2 separate regions of the Homo sapiens genome follow, and region 1 is linked to region 2. Evidence: read pairs that join two places in POLR2A ChIA-PET (ENCODE). Cell type or tissue: PC-3. All regions are shown on one strand.

Region 1 (2,500 bases), 110 kb before region 2:
TGTGACTTTGGATCTGAACATGAACATAGAGTGTTCTTGTTCTTGGACTTTGGGCTGAAAGACATGAGTATAACCTTCCGACCTCCACTTGGAAACTTAGTGCTGAGATACAGGCTAACCTTGAGGACAGAAATAGGAAATGTTTTGGAACTTCCAATTCCCTAGTGACAGGATTTGTTTGCAGAAAGCAGCTTTGGTCAGATAGCACATTCAAGATTACAGGCAGACCCAGAGGAGTGAGATGTGGAGCTTGTCAGAATGCATCCAAGGCTGGCCTGGGGGTTTTGAGCAGATTTGCAGAGAGCAGGCCGGTGGGGAAGGGAAAGGAGGCAGAAAAGTCTCCGGAAAAGTGCCTCTGGGAAGCAGCTTGAAGGGCTCTGAGGACACTTGGTTTTCTTTTGAAGGGCAGAGTACACAGGGAAGAACTCTAAGTAAACCCTGCCCTCGGCAAGCAGAGGTCAGAAGGTGCTCTGTGGGCACCGAGCAGTATTCGGGATCTGCAGCTAGACCAGGCCTGCCATGAGAAGTTGAGTTTATGGTTTATTATTCCTCATTCCCTTAACATTTTTACAGTGCATTTTAGAGTGCAAGGGGCTTTTACATCCATTATTTCCTTTAACCCAGGGGAAGTTCACTGGGTAATACAGAAAGCCTGGAGCTGGAGTTTTGGTCTTAGGTTCATTGTGACCTTGGGAAAGTCCCTCGATTTCTGAACTTCAGTTTCTTCTGAAAATACAGTTGTGCCAGCTTTAGCTCCCTCGCAGAATAGATGATGGCATGACATGGATGCGGAAGCATCTGGTAATGTTTTGAACTGCACAGAGCTGAGTGTCCTGACCATCAAAGCCAGAGCTGGAGTAAGTGATCAGATGTGTCGGGGAGGAGAGGGGTGCCAATCACAGACTGCAGAGCTGGCTCAGATGTGGACTGCCTAGGAATGGAAATCTTTGGCTGTACAGTCTGGCATTAAACCTGGGGACTGTTATGTGCCAGGCACCGTGTGCAAATCACTGCAAAATCCCCTTCAGCTACATGCATGGACATGTTAACTCTTAACACATGTACCTAACAATTCACAATTTCATCTCCCAGAAGGTGGAAGATGCATTGAGGAGCATTGCTAATTTGCACTCAAATCTGACAAATGAGGAATTGTCTGGAAAAGTAGAAATGATAGCAGAGGGTGAGAATAAAAACATGATTTTAGGATTGGGGAAGGGAAATGAGAGACAAGAACAGATGTGTTTTCTTGACTTAAGACAAATTTTTAAAATGTAGGGAAAAGTATTTATGATCTCATGATCTGAATGCTGAGACACAACTCAGAGTCATTTGGGCTGCTCTTGAAAATGAAATCCTGACTTATCAACTGCATATGACCCTTATTGGAATAAGAAGGAAGGGAGACAACTAAAGAAACTGATGAGGCGATATTGGGGATATTCTCTGATTAGCTCAATTTTTAAATAGTTTGTGTGTGTGTGTGTCTGTGTCTGTGTGTGTCTGTGTGTGTGTTTGTTTGTTTTGAAATAGAGTCTCACTCTGTTGCCCAGGCTGGAGTGCAGTGGTGCAATCTCGGCTCACTGCAAACTCCACCTCTTGGGTTCAAGCAATTCTCTTGCCTCAGCTTCCCAAGTAGCTGGGATTACAGGCGCCTGCCACCATGCCCAGCTAATTTTTGTATTTCAGTAGAGACAGTGTTTCACCGTGTTGGCCAGGCTGGTCTCAAACTCCTGACCTCAAGCAATCCACCGGCCTTGGCCTCCCAAAGTGCTGGGATTACAGGTGTGAGCCACCACACCCAGCCCTTAAATAGTTTTTTAAATATAAAAGTAAAACATGCTTAATAGAGAATGAGAAATAAGAAAGAAAAAAGGAAAAGGAGACAGGGAATATCACCTACAATTTTACTGAGTGTCAATTCTTTGAATATTTTTACGTTTCATTGTATTTTTCTATGCATTGAGATTATTACATATGTACACATACTATTTTTCAATATGAATACATACTCTTCATCATGTTACTGGCTGCATTAATTTTCTATCATAGATATTGTCAGTAACTATTACTTATTTCCTTATTGCTGTTCCTAGTTTTTCATTATTAAAAATAACACTGCAATAGACATCTTTGTGCATGAAAGATTCTTCCACATACTAAGTTATTTCTTTAAGGTAGATTCTGAGAAGTTAACATTTACAGGGTTCTTAAAATATCACTAAGTTGTTTGCCAGAGAGATGATGCCAATTTATCTTCTCACTGTTTTGTGAGTACCAGTCTAATGAGCTCCGATTTTTAAAAAGATGTATATAATGGATGAAAAAGCAACTTAATGAAAAGAAACATATAAAGGAGAGTTTCTGAGCTCTAGAATTTTAAAACGTAAGTGAGCTGAAAACCATGGAATACGCTTAAGAAAACAATAAATGTGGGCAGCAGGATAAGAATAAGCATGATGTCAGCCTGCTGATGGGGTTGGATGGGGTAACATCAGCA
Region 2 (2,500 bases):
CACTTTCATTGAAAGGGCTTAGGTGTAATGACACACCAATAGCAATGAGCACATCCAACAACCAGATGTTGGTTTCTAAACATCATTCTCCACTAAAAAGAACAAGGGCTCCAGGTCTAGGACTGGAGTGCAAGTTGAGCCTGGGATCTCTTCCCTCCCTCTCCAAAATAAAGAAGGACACAGAGTCCAAGGGTCACGGTAAAGGTTCACAGGCCCTGGCTTGAAGGGTCAGTCCGGGCAATTTATAAACATTGATTCAGCGAGGATCATGAGAAAATGCTGAAGCCACTGGGTAACTTTGTTGGGCATCAGGATTTTCATACAACCTGAAACTATTACTCAAGGATTGCATACTAACTACGAAGGGAGAAATTACTTTTACAATTGAGAGATATAATTGATATTTTCCTTTCTCTCTTCCAGGCTTTTCTTTTCCTAGGCTGCTAACTAAGCTGCTATCTGTGGTAACTTTACACTGTGTCAGTCTAACTAAGCAGGAACCATGCCTCCCAAAATTCACTCCCCTGCATGTCCCAGAGTAGAGCTGGTCAAATTAGGCATTTGTGAGCGATCTGGAAGGTGGACATGAAACAGCATGGTCAATGAAGTAACGTTTTCTGGGGCTTAAATTCCACTGAGTTAAGGGTCATTCCAGTCATCTGCTCTTCCATCTAGTTCCTACTGCTTCCATTTCTAGGAAGTGAGATCAAAGTTCTGGCTTAGGGAATAGAAGTACAGGATTAGTTTTCTTATTTCCCCCCTTAACTTCCCTCATCATACCATAACTTGTCCTGGAAGCCATGAAGAGAAAAATAACACCTCTTATTTAAACCCCAACCCAACCCACATGTGGGATCCAGGAATTACTTAAAGGCCTTATGTGCTTGGTCAAAAATAAAGAAGCCCATTTAAATATTTGTGACATCAGTGGAGCAGACACTGATCTGACAGATGGACAAGACTGTAAACTGCTATGTCCCCCAAAGTTCATGTGTTGAAATTAATTGCCATCATTACAGTATGAAGAGGTGAGGCCTTTAAGAAGTGATTAGGCCATGAGAGCTCCATCCTCATGAATGGATTAATGCCCTTATCCCAGGAGCAGTTAGTCATCACAGGAGCTGAGTCCTGATAAAAACCACAGGTGTGGTCTGATTTCCTCTCTTCATCTCCTGCAATTGCTTCTGCCTTCTGCCCTTCCACCATGGGACAACCCTCACCAGATGCCAGTGCTGTGCTCTTGGACACCCCAGCTTCCAGAACTGTGAGAAAGAAGTTTCTTTTCTTTATAAATTACCCATTCTGTGGTATTCTGTTATAGCAACAGAAAACAGACTAAGCCAGTGGCATTTTTAGTATAATATGCCCTATAAGCTTAGCAGAAAAATCACTCGGCCCACCATGTTAGTGACTCATGGGTGTTAATAGTGACAATTCAAAACTCTACTGGGGATACAGCCAATTTCTGCTTATCCACAAATAGATGATTACTTTGCCAAGTATTTGCACAGCAATCTGTTCCAGCTTGGGCTACCACAGTAGGCCCCAGCTTGGGTGGGGTCAGCCCTGTATAAAGGAATGTGGAGAGGCCAGGCATGGTAGCTCATGCCTGTAAACCCAGCACTTTGGGAGGTGGAGGCAGGTGGATCACTTGAGTTCAGGAGTTCAAGACCAGCCTGGACAACATGGCAAAACCCTGTCTCTACAAAAAATACAAAAATTAGCCAGCCATGGCGGCATGTGCCTGTAGTCCCAGCTGCTCGAGGGGCTGAGATGAGAGGATTGCTTGAGCCCAGGAGGAGGAGATGGCACTGAGTGGAGATTGCACCACTGCATTCCACTCTGGGCAGCAGAACCAGACCCTGTCTTTAAAAAAAAAAAAAAAAAAAAAAAAAGGATGTGGAGTGCAGGGGTGGTGGTGATTGGGAGTAGAATATAGAGTGACGATTAAGGGGGTATTATTTTCATCCCAGCATAGGCCTGATTATATTCTAAGGTGAAATGTTATTCATCTGTGCCACTCCATATTTACTGAGCATCTACTGTGATTGCAACACTGTGTAAGCCAGTAGGGATTCAAAAGCTATAAAATAGAATCCCAACTTCAGAAACCTTAACTTGGGTTTAAGACGCAAACCATAGACACAAAAATTATTGCATCAATACCCACCTGCAATGATAAATGCCTGAGCGTGCTGAACAGACAGGAGAGAGTTTGGAAGAGAAATTATCCACCATGTAATGCAATAGGCAAATCACAGGACTGACGGAATTCTCTAGAAAGAAATGAGAAAGCAGTAGGAGCAAGGAACATAGTTATTAAGCATCTATTAATGATGCTACTAACAACTACCATTTGGAGGCATTTACTGAATGCCGAGTGCTTTACCTGTGATTTCTCATTGAAGTTTTGCAACCATCATGTGATAAAATGAATTATTAATCTCATATTTTAAATTAACAAAGTGAGGTTTCAGATAAGTAATTACCCCAAGTCACA

Evidence for each region. Peaks named below come from ENCODE experiments on the same cell type or tissue, not always from the same donor. Only the 100,000 strongest peaks of a DNase experiment are listed, where the experiment ranks them.
Region 1: POLR2A ChIA-PET joins it to region 2 with 5 read pairs; 3 of 35 experiments call an interaction of 5 or more read pairs at or near these places.

The regions. Positions count from the first base shown.
Region 1 is chr12:11,829,718-11,832,217 of GRCh38, forward strand. All of the region lies in intron 2 of ETV6 (ETS variant transcription factor 6), which reads left to right. Among named protein-coding and RNA genes, the nearest start is that of ETV6, 180 kb to the left of the region's middle. RefSeq lists an enhancer at 566-765. In PC-3, no CTCF peak of the experiment used is centred here; no DNase peak of the experiment used is centred here.
Region 2 is chr12:11,940,663-11,943,162 of GRCh38, forward strand. No RefSeq gene overlaps it. Among named protein-coding and RNA genes, the nearest start is that of BCL2L14, 130 kb to the right of the region's middle. In PC-3, no CTCF peak of the experiment used is centred here; DNase peaks (open chromatin) are centred at 1,139 and 1,489; H3K4me3 peaks cover 240 bases; H3K27ac peaks cover 1,986 bases.